Regions from separate parts of the Mus musculus genome. Here region 2 is linked to region 1. A link is a loop called in an ENCODE intact Hi-C map of the cell type or tissue named here. Cell type or tissue: gastrocnemius. All regions are shown on one strand. Each heading gives the region's core, and the rest is flanking DNA. Links, peaks and the distances in the headings are about the cores only. Region 1 holds the start of Gm30187 (a long non-coding RNA gene). Region 2 has its middle 37 kb from the start of Gm41563.

Region 1 (12,348 bases), core at 2,903-10,902:
GATGCAGAGCCCATGGAGGGATGTTCTTTACTGGCTTGCTTCCCCTGGCTTGCTCAGCCTGCTCTCTTATAGAACCAAGACTACCAGCCCAGAGATGTTACCACCCACAAGGGGACCTCCCCCCTTGATCACTAATTGAGAAAATGCCTTACAGCTGGATCTTGTAGAGGCATCTCCCCAACTGAAGCTCCTTTCTCTGTGATAACTCCAGCTGTGTCAAGTTGACACAAAACTAGCCAGTACAATTGACCCCTTGTCATCTTGACACACAAACACATCACTAGTAAGCCTCAACCCTTAGTTTCTTATTCATCCCCATGATCTAAATAACTTTAAAAGTCCCACAGAATTTGCAAATTCTTAAAATTTCAATCTTTCTTAAAATCCAAAGTCTTTACAATTTAAAGTCTCTTAACTGTGAATTCCACTAAAATACTTCCTTCAAGAAGGAAAAGCATCAGGGCACAGTCACAATGAAAAGCAACATCAAACTCCAACTGTCCAATGTCTGGGATCCAACTCATGATCTTCTGGGCTCCTCCAAAGGCTTCGGTCACTTCTCCAGCCTTGCCCTTTGTAGCACACACGTTGTCTTCTAGGCTCCAGCTGCCTGTACTCCATTGCTGCTGCTGTTCTTGGTGGTCATCTCATGGTGCTGGCATCTCCAAAACACTGCTGTCTTCCACTGTAACTAGGCTTCACCAACAGCCTCTAATAGGCTCTTTTCATGGTGCCAAGCCTCAACTCCTTTACATGACCCCTTCTGTCCTGGGCCATCAATTGCAAATGAGGCTGCACCTTCACCAATGGCCTTCCATGGCCTATCACAGTGCCGAGCCTCAGCTGCTCTGCATGACCCCTTTATGCCTTCAAAACCAGTACCACCTGGGTGACTCTTACACATTACCAAGTACTGCTGCTGCACGAGGTACTACCTTGGCTATCTCTGGAACACAGCCTCTTTGTGCTCTCAGAAAGCCCTTCCCAGAAGATGTCACCTCAACGATGCTGGTCTCTTCTTTTTTTTTTTTAAAGAGTGAGATAACAATCTTTCTCTTTTATTTAATATTCATTTATTCATTTATTATTTGTAAGTACACTGTAGCTGTCTTCAGACATTCCAGAAGAGGGCATCAGATCTCATTTCAGATGGTTGTGAGCCACCATGTGGTTGCTGGGATTTGAACTCAGGACCTTTGGAAGAGCAATTGGCGCTCTTAACCGTGAGCCATCTCACCAGCCCCCGCTGGTCTCTTCTTAATCACCACTAATTTCTTAGCTCCAGCTAAGCATACACATGCACACCCACATGTACATGCATATGGACATGCATATATGTATGCACACATGCATATGCATATGTGCATACATGCACATATAGCACACATGTGTGTATATGCATGCACATGCATACAAACATACATGCATGCATGCACACATGTATGCATGTGCACACACACACACTCACACATGTACACATAAAGAGACTGTAAAAGGTGACAAGTGCCCAATACAATATGAGTTGGGGGGCATAGGTGGGTGGAGATGAAGAAGGAAGAGGAAGGGTCATAGCTTGGGAAGTGGACTCCAAATGGTGTGTGTATCCGCATGTGTGTGCCGTGTGCTTGTTTATCCTGTGTGCGTCCCGTGCATGCGCAGCATGTATATGGATGATGTATATATCCCTGTGCATATGCTGTGTTTAATGAGTGTGTGTCTTACGCATGTGCTGTGTGTGTGTTTAAGCTGTGTGCTTGGATGCATATGCAGAGTGTATATTTACTGCTCGTGTCTGTGTGGACAGGCCCGGATCGCCAGACACCTGGTCTTGAGGGGCAAATGGCCCATTTGCAGGCTTTTGTGTGGTGAGTGTCCAGTATTAACCAAGACTACCCCTCGGTAGATATATCTAAGGGCTTTGTCTGGTGTCCTAGGGCCCCACAGAAGGCTCTCTTTGCAGCTAGTTCTGATAGTGGTGGTGGGTTGGGCAGTGTCAGAAGGTTACACGCACTTCCAGCTTGTCCTGCTGTCCTGCAGAGCTGATGCTGGTGGGGGTGGGCTGACCAGTGGTATCAGGTGGGCTCATGGCTTTCCTGTGCCAGAGTAGAGGTGAGGCAGCAGCCACAGCCCCCCACAGGGCTCAGTGTGTCTCGGTGTCCAAGGATAGCAAGCATTCAAGTTCGCCAGGTCTGAGCCTGGGTGGGCAGGGAGAATGGCCTTCCGTGGCTCTTGGGGTGTGTGCTTGCTGGTTGGAAGTGGTGATGGGGTAGTCGCAGTGTTTCCGCCAGCTCACAGTGACCCCAGAAGGCAGGGGACCTGTGAGCGCAGCCACCAGCCTGGTTGATTGCTTGAGTTGCCTGCTGGGGCTGCACCTGCTCCAAATTGTGATCAGACTAAATTAGACAGAAAACATGCAAGGTACAGTCGGAGCTTTCTGGCAAATTAGCAATCGAGCGTTGGGGGCGAGGTTCCTCGGCAAGGGGCACTTTGCCTGGCTGATTGCTGAGTGAAGATGGGGCCCTCCACAGGGCAGCTCCTAAGGGGGAATTATTTCAGCTACCTTCTCGAGCTTTCTGAAGCTGCCTAAAAAAGCCAAGCCAAGATTGACACCTCCCTGCTGGGTTGCCGCCCACTGGTGGGTACCAAGTTGCTTGGTTTGTTCATCGTGAGAGCCTGGAGGTGTCCCTGCAGGGCCTTGGACTGATCCAGGATTGAGCACAACCTTGAAAGCAGAGTGGGTCGATTTGCCTGGACTTAATGGAGGTGGAGCGGGGGATTTCCCGAATCTGCGGAGCTGCGTGTGGAAAAGAAGCAGTTGCTGGGAGGTTTGTGGGCATCGCTGGTCACATGAGATTATGAAGCAGGAAAGTGCATACAGATGAACTAGCCAAGAGACAGTGGAAACACAAGGACACAGGCAGTTGGCGTCTGATAGCTTGCATTTGTACCATGACCTGTAGTGGGGGATCAAGGCTAAGTGTCCACGAGAATAAAGGGCACACAGTTGTCACGGGTAGGAGGGGAATGGCCATTCTGCACACACCAACTGTATCCCCAGGCACTTTATTTCCATCAATAACGTAGCTCATCCCCATCTGTGATGCTTTACTACATGCTTGGCCCAGGGAGTGGCACTATTAGGAGGTGTGGCCTTGTTGAAGTGGGTGTGGCCTTGTTGGAGTAGGTCTGTCACTGTGGGCATGGCCTTTAAGATCCTCATCCTAGCTGCCTGGAATTGTCTTCGGCTAGCTGCCTTTTTGGAACAAGAGGTGGAACTCTCAGCTTCTCCAGCCCCCTGGATGCTGCCATGCTCCTGCCTTGATGATTATGGACTGAACCTCTGAACCTGTAAACCAGCCCCAATGAAATGTCCTTATAAGAGTTACCTTGGTCATGGTGTCTGTTCATAGCAATAAAACCCTAAGACACCATCATCTTTGTTGTTGTTGCTGCTGTTTGGGTTTTTGAGAGAAGATTTCTCTGTGTAGCCCTGGCTGTCCTGGCTGTAGACCAGGCTAGTCTCGAACTTGGAGATCCACCTGTTTCTGCCTCCCGAGTGCTGGTGCACTACTGTGGCTTTCCTAACTGCCTCCTCAGAAGGACTTGCTCCATGTTTTCTTTGTCTTGGCTTTTCCACCCCTGCTTTCTCTCAGCCCTGGTGTGAACACTGCAGTATCTGGAGGGGGCACTAGCACAGTGTGCACGGTGACCTTACGGAGGTAGTGTGGGTTACCATCTCTGAGCGCCTGCATAGGGCCTAGAAGCTTGGGAGGACTATAGCCAGCCTCCACGTGGCCCTATCATTATCCACATGCCCACTGATTTCAGAACTAAACTGACTTCCATATTCACATCGGTCTCCAGAGATGCCAGTCAGTTGTAGCTCAGAGTTTCATGGTGGCACACACCTGTGGAGGGGCCTAGCCATCAAATCTTTCAATGAGGGTGTGCACCTGTGCCCAACTGTCAAAGTGGGGTCATGGGGGTAAGGATATTAACTATCTCACTAATGAAGGCTTAGATTGAATTCAATAATCTCATCCCCCCCCCCCGGGATGAAATTAGAAATAAAAATAATTCATACGGAAATCATTACAGCTGGGCTGAGCAGATGGCTCTGTTGGTAAACTCCAAGACCGAGTTCAGATTCCAGTACCCATGTAGAACGCCAGCTTGGTGGCACACATCTGCAGGCCTGGCATGTAGGGCTGTGGCAGAGAAACACAGAGTCCTGAAGCAAATTGATTGACTGATCAGCCAGCCCCGTCAAATGATTGAGCTCCAGGTTCAGTGAGAGACCCTCTCTCAAACATTAAGTGGGGAGGAATTGAGGATGGCTCGTGCCATCATGATGTGCACCCACACGCATGCAAGCATGTTATACGCACAGCACCTCCGCAGTAGAAAGGACTCTGCTGAAGAACAACCATCATTAGTTAGTTGTTCAGTAAGAAGATACACACACTATACTTTATGAATTGAAAGGGAAATGTCAGGGTTGGAGAGATGGCTCAGTGGTTAAGAGCATTGACTGTTCTTCCAGAGGTCCTGAGTTCAAATCCTAGCAACCATATGATGGCTCACAACCATCCGTAATGGGATCTGATCCCTCTTCTGCTGTGTCTGAAGACAGCAGCCATGTACTCATAGACATAAAATAAATAAATCTTTTAAAAAAAGAAAGGGAAAAGTTGAAATGGGCATGGCGGCCCCTGCCTTTAATCCCAGCCCTCGGCAGGCAGAGGCAAATCCTCATCTTTGAGTTAGAGGCTAGCCTGGTCTACATAGTGAGTTCCAGGACAGCCAGGGCTACACACAGAGACCCTGTCTCAACAAAAACAAGAAACAAAAACAAAAACAAAAAACCCCCACAAACAACGAATAAAGTGAAATATCACCAACAGGTCTGTGTTTGGACATGTACTCCCTGCCAAGTGACACTGTTTTGGGAGACAGTGACACCTTTGTGGTAGGAAGTGTGCCTGGGTCACTTGGGGTTGGATGGAGGATCATAGCCTGACCTTGCTTTAGAACTGAGCTCTTTGCTTTCTGATCTACTGAAATGTGAACAAGACAGGCAGCAAACTCTCACCACCACGGCCCTCTGTGCCTTCCCATGCCAGGATGGTCAAATATTTCTGAAACTGTAAACCAATTGTTCCTGTCAGGTATTTTGTCACAGTAATGAGACTAGCAACTAATACATTATATTTGTACTAATACAAATAGAGACAGCATTAGCCTGTCTGTACCCAGTTAAACTATCAATTGAGAATGCTCGCCAAAATAGACATCTCTAAGCCCAGATACCTATCTAGTAACAACGTCAACAACTTCTTCTTCTTCTTCTTCTTCTTCTTCTTCTTCTTCTTCTTCTTCTTCTTCTTCTTCTTCTTCTTCTTCTTCTCTTCTTCTTCTTCTTCTTCCTCTTCTTCTTTTCTTCTTCTTTTTCTTCTTCTTTTTCTTCTCTTCTTCTTCTCTTCTTCTCTTCTTCTTCTTCTTCTTCTCTTCTTCTTCTCTTCTTCTTTTCTTCTTCTTCTTCTTCTTCTTCTTCTTCTTCTTCTTCTTCTTCTTCTTCTTCTTCCTCTTCTTCTTCTTCTTCTTCTCTTCTTCTTCTCTTCTTCTTCTTCTTCTTCTTCTCTTCTTCTTCTCTTCTTCTTTTCTTCTTCTTCTTCTTCTTCTTCTTCTTCTTCTTCTTCTTCCTCTTCTTCTTCTTCTTCTTCTCTTCTTCTCTTCTTCTTCTTCTTCTTCTTCTTCTTCTTCTTCTTCTTCTCCTCCTCCTCCTCCTCCTCCTCCTCCTCCTCCTCCTCCTCTTCCTCCTCCTTCTTCTCCTCCTCCTCCTCTTCCTCCTTGTCCTCCCCCTTCTTCCTTAAAAAAAAGATTTATTTATTTATTTTGTGTATGAGTGCTCTATCTGCATGCACACCTGCATATCAGAATAGGGCATCAGATCTCATTACCGATAGTTGTGAGCCACCATGTGGTTGCTGGGAATTGAACTCAGGACCTCTAGAAGAGCAGTCAGTGCCCTTAACCGCTGAGCCATCTCTTCAGCCCCATTTAGGGACTTCTACATGATGATTGTTTTTTTAGAGATTTATTTTATGTTATGAGTACACTGTTGCTGTCTTCAGACACACCAGAAGAGGGGTGTCGGATCCCATTACAGATGGTTGTGAGCCACCACGTGGTTGCTGGGAATTGAACTCAGGACCTCTGGAAGATCAGTCAAACTACTGAGCCATCTCTCCATCTCGATTTTTTTTTAAGTCTAAAATGTTCTTCAGATTTTTTTTTTTTTTTAAATTCAGGAGCAAGAGAGATACTTTTAGATCATTGGTTCTCAATATGTGGGTTGCAACTTTTTCACAGGGATTTATACAACAATTTATAAGAGTAGTAAAAATACAGTTATGAAGTAGCAATGAAAGTAATTTTATGGTTGGGGGGGTCACCGACAGCGTGAGGAACTGTATTAAAGGATGGCAGCATTAGGAAGGTTGAGAACCACTGCTTTAAACTAAGTGTATATGTTAAATGTTAAAAGCGCCAACAACGTCCCTAAATAGAATAAGAGAACCTTACAAAACTTTAAATCGATGCAAAGACAATAAAGGCATAAAAACATTTAGTTAGACTTGGGAAGACACGTGGCGCGGGGTTTTCTTGTTCCACGTTCTTACAGGAGCTGGAAGGTGAGCCCTTCCATGGAGGAGGCTTTGGATGTGTATACCCTTGGATGTACATTCTGAACAAGAGAAGAGGGTTTTAGAAGAGAGTTTTCTTACAAAGCAGGGCAGAGCTTATGCCTTCCATAGCTGCAGCCCAGCTTGACATGTAGAAGGCCATGCTTACAGGTGACACGAGATGACTTCTTGGAACAGGAGACACCAGCTCTTATGTGGCACAGAGGTAAATATACATATGATGGAAAGACCAAAGAGCTAGCTGTGGAAGCAACTGGCGGTGCCACCCAACTACACTGTGACACATGGTTCAGAACTCCTGAGGTTTTATGGACAGCCATTCCTTCTGCAGTCCAGTCTCAACGACAGAAATAAACACACTTATAAGTCCCTGGCAGGTCGATCTCTGGCTCAACTGGCTGTGTCCTGGAACCCTCTGGAGTCTGACTGTAACTCTCGTGGCTGCCCTGAATGGAGGAGGTGAGTCTGGGGACAGGCACACCCAGTCCTGACCCCTGTCAGGGACTACATGAATTGCGGCCCAGGACAGGTGTCAGCACCATCCACATTTAGCAAATGAGTTCTAGTTTCAAACATCAGGAGTCAGATGAGTTTAGGCTAGGTCGCCTTTGTGCTCTGTACTCTGCTGGGCTGTAAACAGTGGCCACTCGATAGCAGGGGTCAGGTGACCTATTACAATATTCATGTGTGTTGGGCCCTCTGCCTTGTGGGTCTTTGCTGTCCTGGTCTGCAGTACAGTGGAGCTGGCTCTGCTTGGGCCCCTCGTGTTGTGTTCAGTGGGTTAATCCTGAGCCCAGAGCTTTCTATTCTCCCCCAATCCACTTTGCCCTAGTGGGGCACAGTATACCCTCCTGTGTCTGGTCTTGTGCAATGCTCACAGTTGCTAGCTAAGAATTACCACCATGTGACTGGGATTGGACCTCTCCTCTGGGCTGCTGCCCAGGAGGCCTGGCAGGGCAAGATGCTTGCAATGTGCAAGGAGACTCTATTGCAAGACAGTGTGCAACTCAAGTTTAGCTTTTAGACAGTTTCCTGTCTGGGCTGAGGCTGCTCTGGGACTCCAGGCCACCTATGCAAGGGCCTTCCTGAGTCGTGGGGTTGGCGTGGAGTGTGAAGGTGGAAATCTAGACTCATCTTGGACCTGAGTTTCCTCCTCTGTGATACAATGGGTCAGGTGGGGAGTCAGAAGGTCAAGGATGCCTTGCCTTTGAAGATGTGAGACACAGACTTGTTTCTAGGAAAGCAGGCATAGGTACCCATACACACACACACACACACACACACACACACACACACACACACACACACAAAGCTTGTACTCAGAATGGCTCATATGTGGATCCTGAGATCAAAACCATCAAAGTTTTTGAGTTGGAGTGTGGTGGTGCACACCTTTAATTCCAGTACTCCAGAGGCAGAGGCAGGTGGATTTCTGTGAGTTTGAGGCCAACCTGGTGGTCTACAGAGACCTGAAGCCAGCCAGGACTACATAGAGAGACCCTATCTCAAAGAAGAAAATAAAAGAAAAAAATTAAAAAAAATTTTTTTTTTGGTGGGGTGGGGTGGGGTGGGGTTTGGTGGATGGACTGGTGGCTTACTGGGTGTTTGCTACCAGTCCTGAGTACCTGAGTTCAATCCCAGGGAGTAATGGATGAGAAGAACTGACTCTCTGATCGCCACCCGCACACCACGGTATACACGCATGTGGATACACAGAGATAAATGAGTGTAATTTTCTGAAAGGTTGGCTTTTTCAGTGGATTTGGTGGAACACACCTAAAATCAGCATTGGGGAGGCAGAGGCAGGAGAATCACAAATCCAAGATGGGCCAGGGCCACACAGTATGACTCTGTGTCAAGGAAAAACAGAAATACAGATGGACGTTTTCGAGCTGCTAGCATAGCCTATTGGTGGTTCATGAGATTAGCTGCATCTCTACCAGGGTTAGAGTGAAAAGGGAAATCCAGGTAGCAAGACTAGCAAAAGACTAATTAAAAACATAAAATCAAGGGCTGGCAAGATGGCTCAGGGGGTAAGAGCACTGATGGCCCTTCTAAAGGTCTTGAGTTCAAATCCCAGCAACCACATTGTGGTTCACAACCATCTGTAATGAGATCTGAAGCTCTGTTCTGGTGTGTCTGAAGACAGCTACAGTGTACTTATTTATAATAAATAAATCTTTGTGCCTGAGTGAGCAGGGCCAACCGGAGTGAGCAGGGTTGACTGGGGGGAACAGAGGTCCTAAATTCAATTCCCAACAACCACATGAAGGTTCCCAACCATCTGTACAGCTACAGTGTACTCACATACATTAAATCAATCAATCAATCAATCAATCAATCAATCAATCTTAAAAAATAAAATAAAATCAAGAAGACAAAAAGACTCAGCCTCAGACTTCAGGAGATGAACTCTGACACTCATTCGGTAGCAGCCTGGGGCCACCTGGAGCTGCCTGGGGCAGCCTGGAGCCTTCAGTTGCTCTGAAGAGCCATCTCGTCTCGCTCTGAGCGCATCCAGCTCTCACCTTGAGGGGTGCGGAGGACCCTGAACACGGTGTCCTTGTGTTTCAAAGCCCAGGGGTCATGAATCACAGTACAAGCTCATCCCATGCCAAGATCTGGCACACCCCACGTGCATGCTTGTGTGTGTGTACAAGCTCGTTCCACGATGAGATCTGACACACGTCACGTGTGTTGTGTGCACACTTGTGTGAGCACGCAGCTGTGACACTGGTGGACAAATCTGGGGACTGTCGTCCATCACTACCGGATCTTTCAATTGCCTCCCTCCCTTATAGCAGTCTCGTCTGCTCCAGGCACCCTCCCCTTCTTCAGTAATCATTGTAATTAGGGAGTTCTGCATCCCTGCGGGAGACTTGGCGCTGGTGTTGTATTTCTGCATGGCCTGGCAGAACTCCTCCTGGCCATCCCAGGGCCTGGTGGGACCTGGCAGTGTGCATGGGGTGGCCACGCCAAGCTCCTTTGGCAGCCGTGGTACCCTTCACATTGCCAAGGAGTGGGGCCCTGTCCAGCTCAGCTCCTTGGCCTCTTGGGCAACTTAGGAAAGAAACTCAATGACTCCATGCCTTCCCTCATCATCCCTACTTGCTGTTTTCTGCCCGTTGGCCTGGGTTTTAGAGTTTCTGTCTGTGGTGCGTTCATGCAGCTACTGCTCCTGGCACTATCATTTTTAGAGACATTTTGAGATTTTAGTGTCTCTCTCTCTCTCCCACCTTATTGTGGAATATGCAATGTGTAGAGGAGATGAATGTGTCCATTTTAAGGAACACACAGCCTCTTTCCAGATTAGGAAATAGAGCACTGGTCAGAACCTAAGACTCAGGCTGTGAGCTCTCCAGAGCTGTGTCTCAGACGCTCATTCACTCATTCAGTCATGTATTCACTAGCTTGCCCATTCAGTCGTTTGCTCATTCATTCACTCATTCATGCACTCACCTATGCATTCACTCTACTTATTCATTCATTCACACTCTACTTATTCATTCATTCACTCATTCATTCACCCACTCATGCGTTTTTTCATGTATTCATTTACTTACTCCTTCAGTCATATATCTATTAACTCATTCAGTCTTTTGCTCATTCACTCATTCATTCATTCATGCACTCACCTACTAGGCATTCCCTCTACTTTATCACACACTCACTCACTCACTCACTCACTCACTCACTCACTCACTCATTCAGTTATGTATATACTCATTCACTTACTCCATTCATTTGCTCCCTCAGCAAATCCTTCTTGCTTGGAAGGGTTGTCCTATCCACGCCAGTGGCTGTGGGTCATAGTTTTCACCCCTGCATAGTTTTCCTGTGTGCTTGTATGCCTTAGTCCATCTGTCCATCCGCTGCTGTGACTGTCCGGGCTGTTTCTGGTATGAGGCTATTACAGAAATGCTGTGTGAGCATTGATGTCCTGTCTCACGGAGTGTCAGGAGCCTGTCTTGTGTCCCTGCTCTTCTGTAAATGCTCTTCCCCATGGTGACCCTGCCTCTCAGGCCTCCGTGACTGAGGATGTGAAATGCCAATGCCATCTGCCCTATTAATTTATAATTTCCCAGTTGTTACTGAGGCCCAGTGTCTTCATAGGTTTAACCTTCTTTTCTTCTCATGAAGTCTTCTGCTTAAGACTTCCAGTGTTGGCCTTTCTCTTGACTCCAGGCATTCATAAAGAATAAAACCAATGTTTCTTGGCAGGTCTGGTTCTGCCTTTGTGGGACATTTTGGCAAGTCTCTTTCTGATGGACAGGCTCCTGTGAACTCTCACATGCTGACATTGTCTTTGGGACATGATGTCTCTTCCTCTAAACACCTGAGGCATGGTGTTAGCCCAGGGCCATCCCTGGACTCTCCTCCCTGACCTCTGTCTGAGTTAGATATGACCTCTGATGCAGAGGGAGGCCCCCCTGGTCACCTCTGTCTTGTAGTGGTTCAGCCTGCATGGTCTGAGATGGGAAGATGAACTGTGTATTCATAAGCGTCAGTAATTCCTGAGTGTTTTCTTTGACACCATAAAGTCATTAGCCGTAAATTCCTGCACAGTAGCAATTAACACTGCTAAAGTCAGAAGCATGAATTTGCACAGACTAAACTGCTACCCAAACAGATCTATGCAAATGAGTCAAGGGCAGATTGCACCCAGCACTCGTGTCTCTCGGGATCCCCTGAGAAGGGATCTGGGGCTTGAGGGAGGTGTCTCAGTCAGAGTTCATGGATCAACAGCTCTGCCTCCTGACATGACCCACAGGGATACAGAAAAGACAGGGCTTGGGGGACAGGGTGCCGAAGCCAGGGTGCCACATCTTGCTCAGAGTCTCATTGAGCAGTGGTGGAGTGGAGGCGGTGTGGGCAGCATCCTTGGGGGACCCTTGTCTGGGATGGCTACGTGTGCCAATTTAGGCTTAGGGCTCTGTAGTGGCTATTCCTGGTCGTCAACTTGACTATATCTGGAATGAACTACAATCGAGAATTGGAAGGCTCCCCTGCGATCCTAATCTGGAAGCTGAGAGATACAAGATTCTGACCTGGATCTTGGCATGGAGATCTTGAGGCATAGTGGCTATGAATCCCAGAAGATTAAGGCGGGGAGATCTCTGAGTTCAAGGTCATCTGGGACAAAGCAAGTCCCAGATCCCGGCATGGTGGCTCACACCTTTATTCTGGGCCACACCTTCTACTGGAGACCTACATAAGGACATTAGAAGAAGGAAGATTCACTCTCTTCTTCACCTGCTTGCCTTGTAGGACTAAGCAACTGCTAGATCCTTGGACTTCCATTCAGAGCTGCTCTGACCATTGTTGGGAGTTGGACTACAGACTGTAAGTCATCAACAATCCCCTCACTATATAGAGGCTACCCATAAGTTCTGTGACTCTAGAGAGCCCTGACTAAAACAGGTTCTGATAAGTCACTGTGGCAGGGCTGTTCTTCTTTTGGGAGAAGAGCTATGAGACAAGCCCAGGGCTGGAGCCACCAGCCCCACCCCACCCCACCCCACCCCACTCCACCCCACATGTAGACAGCAAACACACACACATAACCCCATGTGCATGTATTCAATGCTGTGCAAGACACAAACATATATTCATACCTATACATATATATGCACAACACACA
Region 2 (12,348 bases), core at 1,445-9,444, 85 kb after region 1:
ACCCTGCTGGTGGACAGGGAAGCTGGGAGCCAGTCTTGGCTCATGTGGAGCAGGGTGGGGACCTGCTGCCTTCACAAAGACCTTTTTTTCAAACCAGTGGGAGGATGCTGTTGCTGGCCTGCCCGGCCCTGTGGGTCCCACCCGCACAAACACAATGGACGGCTTGTGCCTCTAGCCACCTGATCCTCCTGGGCCCCAGGCCTGGCGCCACAGACAAGGTGAAAGTGGAGGAAAGGGTCAGTCAAGAGACTCAGTGTCACTGTCAAGACACACACGGGTGACAAGTACAAAGTCCCCAGAGGGACTGAATGTGGTTGGCAGAATGGTCCCTTAAATATGACTGTTCCGTTTCATAAAGCCATTGTGTGTGTGTGTGTGTGTGTGTGTGTGTGTGTGTGTGTGTGTATGTGTGTGTGTATGTGTATGTTTGTGTGTCTGTCCTTATACAGAGATGGTGGGTGTCTGTGGAGGTTTGGGGAGAACACAGCTCTACTAGGTGGGAGGGGTCAGTGTTAGAGAGACGGGCTGCCTATAGCTGGCTCTGCCCACAGAAGATGAGTGGAGGGGTGTGAGACCTTCCGAAGCTCGAAGCTCGGAAGCACACCAGGAGAGACATGAAGAGTCTCCCCAGAGCCTCAGGAAGGAAAGAAGCCTTGTAACACCTCAACTTTAATCGGCGGAATCTGGGTCAGACCCTGACACACACACACACACACACACACACACACACACACACACACACACACCCCACCTCAGAACCACTGGAAGCTAAATCTGGGCTTTGGGCCTTCAGGTCTGTGGGCCTCTGCCACAGCAGGGACAGGAAATTCAAGCACGTGGAGTGACCTCTCTACTCTTAGAGGTCTTCCACAGGTGTGGAACCAGCCACCTGAAACTGGAATTGTCCAGTTGATGATCAAGAGCGTGAAACCCCCTCCTGCAAAGACCTGGACTGATGAGTGGGGCTGTGTGCACAGGGCTCAGCATGATACAACCGCAGTGAAGGCCAGGACCTTCACTTCAGACGGAAAGTGACGGCCATCAGGACACTGGCTCAGTCAATCCATTTGTGTGGGTGTGGGGAGGGGCTTTAAGGGAGGCAGTAGGATGGACAGGTATGGGGTAGGGAGGTGAAGATTCTTAGAGATCCAGTGTAGTCCAGTGTCTCTCCCTTGGTGTAAGCCTGTGGCTGTAACTAGGGCTTTCTGGCTTTGCCTTTGCCTCAAGGCGTTTACAGGTGGGTGGAGATATTAATTCCACCCACCCTAGGCTTTGGAGAGCTGGGATGAATAGCATCTCCCCACTACCACTCATACCTCCTATGATGGTTTGTACATGCTTGGCCCTGGGGTGGCACTTAAGGTGTGGCCTTGTTGGAGTGGGCGTGGCCTTGTTGGAGTGGGTGTGGCCTTGTTGGAGTAGGTGTGTTACTGTGGGTGTGAGCTTTAAGACCCTCATCCTAGCTGCCTGGAAGCCAGTCTTCTCCTAGCAGCCTTCAGATGAAGATGTAGAACTCTCATTTCCTCCAGCACCATGCCTGCCTGGCTGCTGCCATGTTCCTGCCTTGAGGATACTGGACTGAACCTCTGAACCTGTAAGCCAGCCCCAATTAAAAGTTGTTCTTGTAAGAGTTGCCTGGGTCATGGTGTCTGTTTACAGCAGTAAGACCCTAACTAAGACACCTCCACACCCACCACAATGAAAATGCATTTCAATGGGAACTGGGGGCCTGGCCCTAAACTCCAGCCTATAGGCTCTCAGGAGGAAGATGGCTCCTGTCTTTAGAGTTTCAGAATGTGGAAGAGGTATAGGGGAGGTATAGGAGAAATGGGTGTAGACGAATTATTCTTAATATAAATATAAACAGTGAACTAATCCAGGGGCTGTACTTTTCATGTTAGCCCCCCAAAAATCATGCAGGCAAATCAATATTCATTTAAAATTAAATTTCAGAGGTGGATTTCTGAGTTCGAGGCCAGCCTGGTCTACAAAGTGAGTTCCAGGACAGCCAGGGCTATACAGAGAAACCCTGTCTCGAAAAAAACAAAAACAAAAAAAACAAGAACAAAAAAATTGAATTTCAGTACTTGAGCAATTAAATGATCTACCTATACTTTCCGTGCTGATCTCACTGCCTCCCAGCCCGCTCCCATGAGATTCGCATACTATTATTGATCTGGCTCTTCAGACTCCTTCTTCAAGGCTCCAATTCCTCCATCCTGCCACTAATCTGAATCTCCATCTGTCCCTCTCTCCCTCTCTCCTTCCTCTGGTTGGCAGACATCTTGCTCTATTCTCTGTCTGCCCAGCTGTTGGGTGATCAGCATTATTGACAAGGCAGAGAATAAATGGTAAGAACTTGAGACAGGGGATTCTTGGTACAAGCATTACAATGTTGTGTCTGGATTGAAACAAGACACGAGGACAGAGAGATCAGCATTTGAATAACACCAGGGTAAACTTCACACAGCACACAAAAACATCATGCTTACAGCAGATATGGAGCAGGGGCATTGAACTGAAGGTTTATGCTAAACAAGTGAGCAGGTGAGAGATGTCTGAGGGAGGTCAAAGGAGCAGAGGGTCGAGGCCTCTCACCTGTCATATCTATGTAGGACCAGGGAGAGGTTAGTCCTGTGTAGAAGGCAACTGGCTGCTTCCTCAGATCCTATCTGCTCTGGTATTTATTCGTAATAGTTTCCCACAACAGAGTTTAAATATGTGAAGACACTTTGCTCACAGCCCTTGGTCCAGGCTTCCAAAGTCAGGATGCTGCAGGGCTGAGTCCCCTCTGCAGCCCTGAGTATGCATCTGCTCCAGGCCTAGATGGTCACCAACACTGTGGTGATTTGAATAGGACTGGCCCTCATTGGCCACATATTCAAATGCTTAATCATTAGAGAGTGGCACAGGAGGTATGGCCTTGGAGGAAGTGTGTCACGGCGGGGCGGGCTTTGGTATTTCAAACGCACAAGCCAAGTTCAGTGTCTCTCTTTCATCCTGCTTCCTGTGGATCCTGATGTAGAACTCTATAGATGCTCTCACAGGTGTGCTTCCCTATCTGAGGACAATGAAGCAAACCTCTGAAACTGTAAGCAAACCCCAATTAAATGCTTTCCTTTAGAAGAGTTGCCTTGGTCATGGTGTCTCTTCACAGCAATAGAATGTTGACTAAGACAGATTCCTCTGAGGATCTAATCCAGATCAGTTATCCTCACAGAAGGCGACAGCTTCAGGGCTTGGGAGAGCATAAACTTATGACCTTATGGAGAGGGGTCAGGGAAATTCTGATAGCTTTGCCTCCTCCAGCATCCTTCCAAATGACCACTCCACATAGTCCTCTGTGGGATGGGCCTCTCAATCTGCCAACAGCCTGAAGTATCAGCATCCTCTCCCTTGAGGCCTGGGCAGGGCAGAGAAGTGCAAGAAGTCTTTAGCCTGCTATCCATATTCTGTGTGAGGCAGCCTGTCTGAGGGAATGGCAGCTGACTGGAGAGGATTGTGGTCCCAAACACTGTGCCAGGTCATCGGGAGGCCCCACCAGCCATACATAGTGAGGCCCTATTTCATCCTGTCAACTGAATACTACTGCAGACAGATGTTAAATAGGGGATGATGGTCCTGGAAGGTGTGTGGTGACGTCTCCTCACCTAGACAAACTATGTTGCTGTGGGGGAGCCTTGTCCCTTTGGGGTCCACCACCTAAGAGCTGTGGATTCTTTCTTTAAGAAGAATTTGTCTAAATACCAATGGGACAGCTAGATAGCTCCCATTTTTCCTGAGCTGCCATCTTGGGAAAAGCCATATTCATGGCTACAGTTTAAGGCACTGACTGATGTGGGTCACCATGGAATCCGTGAGGTCCGAGGCTACCCAGGGACTTAACTGAAGAGGATCTGTCATCCTTGTGTAAGCATTGGTTGGATGGAAAGAAAAATGCACTTGAATGGGAGCTGGGGCTCTGGCTGTGGGCTCCAGCCTGGAAGCTCTCTGGAGAGAATGATCTTGGAACTCAGTAAGCTACAGACAGAGTCACAGCGCGAGTCACCAGGAAGGACACTGTACACACTGAATGTCCCCAGAGCTGCAATCAGGCAGGTGATCCTGTGTCTGGGGCAGAGATGGGTACAGGTGCTGGGTACAGAGGTAGCACAACCTCATCCAGAGGTTCTGTCTGGTCCTTCATCGCCCTGCCCACCTGCCCAAATACACAAGGCAGGTTTGAGACCTTGGGACCCTAGAAAGGATGGCCCTGCCCCTGCTTGAGACTCCCCTCCTCCTTGGATCTGGACATCCCAGGTTGGCAGAAGTACCATCTCTCCCACTGCCCTGTCCTTCCTTTTTATTGGCCCAGCAGCTCATGTCATGGGTGTCTTGAGGTTTTCAACGCTAAAAACCACTTACAGGTGCCCAGGAACATGATGGTAACAGCATGTCTGACTGTCATTTTATCACCAGCCAGGGACACTCTTTCACCTCAGCCAAGGGGCCATTGAGAGCCATGCCCCTGTTTCAGGAAGAGGAGCCAGGCAGGCGGGGACCCCTTGGCATTCTGCCATCTTGGGGAAAGAGTGAATGTATTCATGGCCACAGCTTGAGGCACACACTGATGTGGGTCTTCATGGACTCCGTGAGGTCCTAGGCTATGCAAGGTCTTCATTTGAGAGGATCTGCCATCTCTGTTTACATGTTGGTGGGATGGAGTGGTAGGTAGCCCATCTGATGATCTCCTGAAGGCTGTGAGCTCCCCTCTCTGAAGCCTGTAGGGCTGTGAAAGACAGCCTGATTTCTGGTTGAGCTAGGTTTAAACCCCGGAGACCCAGTAGATTAATCTGCATGAGATGGAAGGAAGTTTGTCACACACTCCCAGACACTAGGTTCTTGACAAAAGGCCCCAGCTCCATAATTCTGTGGCCATCAGTCACATAGACCCAAGCACCTGGTATTCTGTCTGGACTCCACCCCCACGGTTACCTGGCAACAACCAGGTATGCTCCTCCCCAAAGTTACCTGGCAACAGCCAGGTAGGTCCAGACCACTATAAAAGGGGCTGCTTGCCCCCTCCTCCCTCTCTTACTCTCTTACTCTTGCCTCTCCCTCCCTTGCTCCCCATCTCTTTTCGAATCCCCTCCCCCTTCTCTCCATGTGGCTATGGCCAACTTCTACTTCCCTACTCTCTTCCTCTCTCTGCCTTTCTACACTAAACACCTTAAAACCATGGACTGTCTCTTCTCATCGGAATCCACCGTGCTGGAGCAATAGAGCAGGTCCACCTCTAAAGAGCCATGCTTCTAATCTCCCATGAGAGGCCTCTCTGCACTCTCAGACATGGTTTCCTCCAAGCCAAGCAAGCCAAGGACTCTCCTTCCTGCAGTAACCAACCGGAGCCCTCCTGTCCTTTTCCCTTCGGCCGGGACCCTCCCCTCTGTTCTCAGCTCTTCCATGATATCCAGAAGCACCTGCGGTGTCTAAGAGGATGAGAACCTGTCGTCCTCAGCCTCTGCAGGCTCTGGGACCCCAGGCCAATTCTGGCAGGTTCGCAGTGACTTCAGTCTGTGCTTTCCCACCCCTGGAGCAGGGTCCTGTGGCTTCTCACAGCCCAATGCCCGCCTGGCAACGTGGGGTGCCCACAGTCAGACTTTCTGAGTTCTGCCTCGCCCAGTGGCCTGAGCCCTGGGCCAGACATGGGATACCATTTTTAACCCACAGAAGCTAGAACCCCAAAGGCTGGAGTCAAGCCTGGCCTCTTGGAAGCTCTAAGACCCAGAGAACTGGCACTAAGCTCTGGGCTCTCCCATCTTGGTAGACAGTTGGCATGTGAGTTACTATTTGTGGGCAGGGATTCTTCCTACTTCTTCCTTGTGGGTCATCTTCCTGCTCTCAGAAGGTCTGTGCCACAAGTCACCTGTAGCAGCCTGACCTACTGAGACCTCAGGAGCCTCACTTTTATAGTCAGGGCACTGACTCCAGCAGAAATAGATAGGAAAGAGAGAGAGGGTCTGTTATGCATCTGGGTGAGAAGACTGGAGATCCCCTCTGACTCTGTGTGGCCTGGCCTGTGACCTAAGTGACTAGCCACACATACTGACTCTGCCAGCCTCAGAGCCCTGGCATGTCACAAGGCCTCCTTGGCATCTGACACACACAGCTCTATCCCTGGTGGCTAGAGGTCAGGTTCATGCCATGCTGGGCAGCCACATAGAACTACAAGCCAGGAGAAATCAGACAGCCAGCGGCTGGTGGCCAGCCACATGTCTGCGAGGTGAACCCGTGCAGAGGTCACAGGGCTGGTAAGTGGGGAGTCAGGCTGAGAATCTGATCACAAAAGGAGAGTCCCCTCCAGCTAGAGATGCTCAATGGTGCCTGGGAGACTTCCCCTCCTCGAGACCCCCCCCCCCCGTTCCACCCCAGCACGGGCAGAAGAAAATCAAGGCACATGGCCTAGGCTGTAGTCCTGGCTCTGTCGCACACAACGGGGTTTGTTTCCTTACTTGTTCACCCAGTTGGGTCAGTTAGAGAAAGTTGATTGACATAGGGGAGCACTCTCCTGCAAATCCCTAAGTGATTGACTGATAGTCTACCCGTCTGTCCATGGGGCACCTGTGAGTGGAACTATACTTAGAAGAAGCTGTGTCTAGGGCGAGGCTATAGAGATGAGCAAGCCTTGGACTGCTAGCTCTTAAAGGCAAACATTGTAACTATGACATCCATGAAACAGGAGATGCCTGCCAGGGAAGGCCAGGTGATGAGGCAGGGTCTTAGGAGTTCTACAGCACCAGGGGTTTGGAGAAGCTGGTCACCAGCTGCCCTGAGACCTTTGGACAGCTGCCTGACCACACCTCAACCTTGGACTTCTGACCTCCAGATCTCGGAGACAGTGAATGTCTGTGGTTTAAGCCACCCAGCCTTCTGTGCTTCGCTTCATCGGCCACAGGAAACAAATACACTAAGATGCTCCAAGTTAGGGACCCACGGGTGACTCAGCACTCAGCCTCTCAACCACACAGAACGAGCCTAGAAAGCATGGTGGGGTGGGCGAGGGAAGGTCCCAGACACTTGGAAATGGGAGCCACACAGTTGCTTGGTGGGGAGGGAACACAGTGAGGCCTTGGCGTTCTCCAAACCACAGTTCCATGCGAATCAGACACTGTTTGTCACACACTGTCTGTCACCACCCTAGGCTCTTAGTGCCAGCTTCCTGTCCCCTAGGCTGACGGATCCTGAGCACAAGATCTTAACTCTCAAGGTGGGGCCCTTTAACTGCTTTCCTGTGGGCCTACGCCCCTTCAACCTGGCTGGTTTGGAGTCTCTGGAAACCTTCTTTTCCCGGATTCTTGGATTCCAGGGAGAGAAGCTGGTAAGGACCTCCCTTGGGGAGTAAGGGGGAAAATGACTCGGATCACAGAGCACTAAGAAGCCTTCACCAAGATGTAAAGAGCCCAGGTCACCTTCACAGGCGATGCCCAATCCCTCAGTCTGCTAAGCCAGCAGGGCAACTAGTGTCTGACCACAAGTCCATTGCAATCACAACTGCACCCCCCCACACACACATACCTTATTCTCAACCCAGGACTCAATGAGGGGTACAGAGGCCATGGGAACAGAAAGAGGGTGTTTTGGCTAAGGAGCATGAACGACCTTGTAGACACTAGCAGAAGGGATATGGGCAGCTCCACCAGGGGTAATTACTGCCACAAGTTGGAGCATTTTGCTGACAGGAGGGGGATGGGCTGGGTGACCATGGTGACAACCGCTTGCTCGCTTGCTTGCTCTCTCTCTCTCTCTCTCTCCCTCTCTCTCTGTGTGTGTGTGTGTGTGTGTGTGTGTGTGTGAGTGAGAGAGAGAGAGAGAGAGAGAGAGAGAGAGAGAGAGCAGGCTGCCGGCGCCTTCCCAGAAATTCTTTGTAAGGATAAACCACCCAGTCTTTGAAGTGATTCACAACTGCTCCTGCCCAGAGCAGGAGGCATCAGTAAAAATGAGAGGGCACACGGGAGGAGGGGTGGGGAGGATCGGGGTTGTGGAGGGACACATGTAGGTTTACACACCCCTACTACTGACTGCCCATCTCTTTCCACCCAGGAAGAGGCTAGGCTACGGCACAGCCTCTGTGACACACCAGGAAAGAGTAGACAGTGCCCCCTCTTTCTGACCCCTCTGTCTCCCAGTGCTCACACTGGGGGCTCTTTGAGGACGCTTTTATCTCTGTGAAATTGCAGGTTTGCAGGCGTGGTGAGGGCTCCTACCGAGGGCCTCAATTAGCAGGAGTTCTCCATGACCCGGTAGACACAGAGTGACAAGCCGGCTGCTCTGGGAGCCAAAGGGAGCCCAATGTGGGAGGGATAATCCACTTCCGCTCCGCCTCTGGGAGCTTGACCTCCGCGGTGTGCGCATCATGGAAACTGCCTTCAAAGCCCTGCACCGTGGGGAGAGGGGTGAGGGCTCAGCAGCATGTGGCTCTGTTGACCATGCTGTCTGTCTCTCTTGGGATGCTTGCCTGGGTTCCTGAGAGCCGTGATGTCATTGTGACTCTCTGCAGCTGCCAAGCACCCGCCGTGCAGGCCCCTCCTGGCCAGCTAGGCACTGACGCAAATCAAAAGCTTCCAGCTCAGGGCAGCTGCCACCCGCCACTCAGCTGGCAGCCTGCGGTCCACGGAGGGAGGGCGTGCAGGTTCCAGAGCAGGGCAGCATTTGAGACAATCAGCTGCTCTTTAAAGGGTGGCCAACGTGGCATATGGTGCTCTGAAGGTCAAGGACAGACAGCTGTCCTAGGAGCTATATGTCCTGCCTGCTAGCCCCCTACTGCCCCTTGCCCTCTTTCTAGTGCCACAGGGGTCTTTTAGCTTTGTCCACTGGGTACTTGGAAGGAAAGAAGGCCAGGTGGATACACAAACCCAGAAGGGAGTGAGGGTGGCCCATGGGCAGTAAGGAAGGAAGAGTGCACTCAGCAGAGCTTCAGTGGCCTGCCTTCCTTGGCCTCTGAGGTGCTGCCATCCCCATCAGAAGACTCTCCATTCATGTGCCTATAGCTGCGTGAGCATCTGCTGAAATCTAGGAGAAATGTGTTGAATGAGTTCACGAGGGTGGATGATTGTGAAGACATCAGGCACTCTCTAGGCACCACTGAATGGGGTCAGGGGTGGAAGCCCTGGTCACCCTAAGCAGAGCGACATGCGGCCTAGAAATTCTCCCAGCCTACCAGAGCACACCATTCTTCCTTAAACGGGAGGACTTTCATTCATACGTGTTCACACAGACACATATACACCCATGAGATCCACTCAAGAGGCACATGCGCCTGTATGGTACATGCGGACATCGCACATAGATGTTCACGGTTTCTATAGATATACACGCACATATAGGTTCACAGCGTGCACACCCACGCAGGCACATAATGAGCCTACTCTCACACACTGGTACATTCATATGCAAGCATTTGTTCGTGAGCGTGCACACTGCGTGTCAGGCCCAAAGTCGTCTCTTCATGGCGACCTGCACGAGCAGCGCATGCGCAGAAGCTCAAAAGCCACAGGGCAGATGGCTACAGTGGGATAGCTACTCTAGGTTGGGCCAGGTCCGGGTGGGCAGACCTAACAAGGCTAAGGATACTGACATGATCTTTAAGATGTCTTTTCTATGATGGGTCAGGTGGATACGCAAGCAGAGCAGGGTGAGGCTGCGTAGTGGACAAGCTTTGTGAGAGGAGGATGCGTTCCAGCCACAGAGAGAACAGTTAGCTGACAGCTGGAATGGAACCCTGTGCTGTACCGAGGAAACCCCGTGCCTGCGTGGTTCCTTGAGCCACACAACCAGAAGGGTGGAGAGATGCACCACTCGGGAGCTTAAAGAGCATGACCCCTCTATAAGGGTGGGCCTCTCTGCCTCAGGGGCAGAACAAATGCCAGCCCCACAATCTTTGTGTGGGTCAGAGAGGCCAGCAGGGGGGATAGGAGGGAGTTGCTCAGTGCCTCCAGCCCCAGCAAATACGCTCTGTCCCGGAAGACCCTGGATCCTGGAAACTTCTCAGAGATTACTGACCCAGGGCCACAGGACATGGGCTCTAGGATTTGAAAACGACAGGAACTTTTCCAAGCAGGGCCCAGAGCAGCTGAGACTTCCGAGGAAAGTTCCAGAACAGGACAGCGGGGTTGCGACGGGACTTAGAAGGAAAGCAGCCCTGTGAGCTGACAGGCAGTGGCTCTTGCAGATCAGGAGCTGCTGCTTCTCCATGTGGATCGAGGCCACCCGAACCGTCATCTCTTCCTAGGATTAGGATCTGCTTGCTTCCCATGTAGCACCTTGTCCTAGGGCCATGAGAGCGAAGCCTCTTACCTACCGGAGGCTCAGGCTTCCCAGAAGTCCTGCGTGGGTCTGTAAGGATGGCGGGTAAAATCACAGCCCCCTGGTACCAGCCTGGCTCTGGCTAACAGCTCCTCAGTGGCCCTGTTCTCACAATGGGACCTTGCTCCTCCGCCTGGACCACCAGGCTACAATGTGTGTAATGCTTTCCTGCAATACTCTAAGCAACGGGTGCAGGCTGCATCCACCAAAGGGTCGTTGGATGATGCTTCCAATAGGGATCACATGGTGGCCATCATATATAAATAGGGATGAGGTGGGAAGAGGAGGGCTCAGGCAAGTGTAGTTATCTTTTTCTCCTTTTGTGCTGTGTGTGTGTGTGCACGCACACGCATGTGTGTGATATCTATTCAAGTATACATGTGTGCTGGTCTGAGTTCACTTGTGTGCGTATACATTTGAAGGTCAAAGGACAACCTCAGCCATTGCAACCCAGGTGCTGTCCACCCACTTTTGTGACACAGGGTCTCCTACTTGCCTGAATCTCACCAAATAGGCTAGCCAGGTTGGCCAGCGAGTCCCAGGAACTAGTCTATCCCTGTATCCCCAGAGTTGGGATTGCACGCGAATGACACTATGCCCAACCTTTTCCCCATGGACTCTGAGGACAGAGCTTAGGTCCCCATGCTTGTGAGCTCTTTATCAACCGAGCCATCTTTGTAGCCCTCTAAGCAGTGATTTATACCTCTGGCACAGCCAAGATGTCAAAGCCAGAGAGGCAGGATCTGTTCCCATTCCATCTGACAGACATCCTGTTTCCAGCCAGGGAACTGTCCCTCAGGATGGGTCCGCTCGGAAGACCTGAACTCTGAACTCACACTGACACTGGGCACCTGGCCTTTTTTGCTGTTTGCAGGAAAACAGAACCAGTAGATCATAGAACAGGCCTCAGCCCCAGCTCCCACAGCGGCCACAGCCACAGCCACAGCCATATCCTGCGTAAGCCCAGGGACAAAGGAGCAAGTGTTTGGCTTGCGGTGGCCAAGTAAGGCAGCCAGCAGCCGGTTCCCCTTTCCCTGCGGAGCCCTTGCAGTCACGGAGGCCAGCGCCCTGAGAGTCAATATTCCCACACTCCAGCAGGCCCTTTGGCATAGAAGACATAAATGTTTGCTTTCCCATTAAGAAAATAATCCAAAGTTATCCTTTAAGTGGTATTCACACACCGCTGCCCTTCAAAAGCTAACACGGCTCTTTCTGGAAGGCGTGAAGAAAAAGACTGCAGAGACAGCTCCTGAGTGTCGACCGCCTTTCCACAACTCTGCCTGAACCCATTTCAAGAACTCCATGCCCCGAGGGGACTAGAAGAAAGATTTTGAGGAGAGAGAAGGAGGCCTTGAGCAGTGGGTGAAGAAGCTCATAGCTTCAAGGCACTTGGCCTCACAGCCATATCCCAGCATGCACCTGGGGGAGAAGAACCTCACAGAGAGACCAATGCAGGCTAATCTAACACTTCCGGGCCACCAGGTGCTTGTGAACATACAGGAGCCACACTGGACCCCAGGTTTTCATATGACCCTGCTGAAGACCAGGAAGACAGCCAAGCACATTCCTGAGTGAGCCACCTAGGCACACAAGACAAGGAAAGGACCGAGGCCTGCTCTCTCCAGCCGCTATGAGCTGCCAAGAGAGACCAGCAGGGAGTTTCTGTGTAGGGGGACAACTCCCCAAAATCAGGTCTCTTTCCTGAATATCATGGAAGACTCACAGAGTTCTGGGGTTCAGTGGCTGCTCCTCAGAAACCTCTCCTGAGTTTCCTTGGAGTCTGTCGGGACACTACACCAGACGAGCCAGAAGCCCAGGACTGAGGGTCTCTGGCTGCTTTCTTCAAATGTTGACAAGGCACGGGAGTCTCTCCAAAGCTGGGTGCAGTGCCACAGAGCCTCTCCTTACTCCTCAGGTACCCACCACCCACCACTGGTGTTACAGAGCAGGATCTGGAAGGAAGCAGTCTGAACCTTCTGAGAAGTGTGTTTGATTCCCCATCCAGGG

Evidence for each region. Hi-C counts contacts between places; a loop is a spot of excess contacts. Peaks named below come from ENCODE experiments on the same cell type or tissue, not always from the same donor. Only the 100,000 strongest peaks of a DNase experiment are listed, where the experiment ranks them.
Region 2: a loop joins it to region 1, with 11 times the contacts of the local background. A loop is called at or near these places in 4 of 42 quality-filtered maps.

Annotation. Positions count from the first base shown.
Region 1 is chr17:31,696,179-31,708,526 of GRCm38, forward strand. Gm30187 (a long non-coding RNA gene) reads left to right here and starts at 12,018. Exons shown (of 3, transcript XR_385530.2): 1 at 12,018-12,050. In gastrocnemius, for the core only: no CTCF peak of the experiment used is centred there; DNase peaks (open chromatin) are centred at 7,635 and 9,633; H3K27ac peaks cover 2,913 bases.
Region 2 is chr17:31,782,348-31,794,695 of GRCm38, forward strand. No RefSeq gene overlaps it. Among named protein-coding and RNA genes, the nearest start is that of Gm41563, 37 kb to the right of the region's middle. In gastrocnemius, for the core only: no CTCF peak of the experiment used is centred there; DNase peaks (open chromatin) are centred at 7,719 and 8,587; H3K4me3 peaks cover 615 bases; H3K27ac peaks cover 4,448 bases.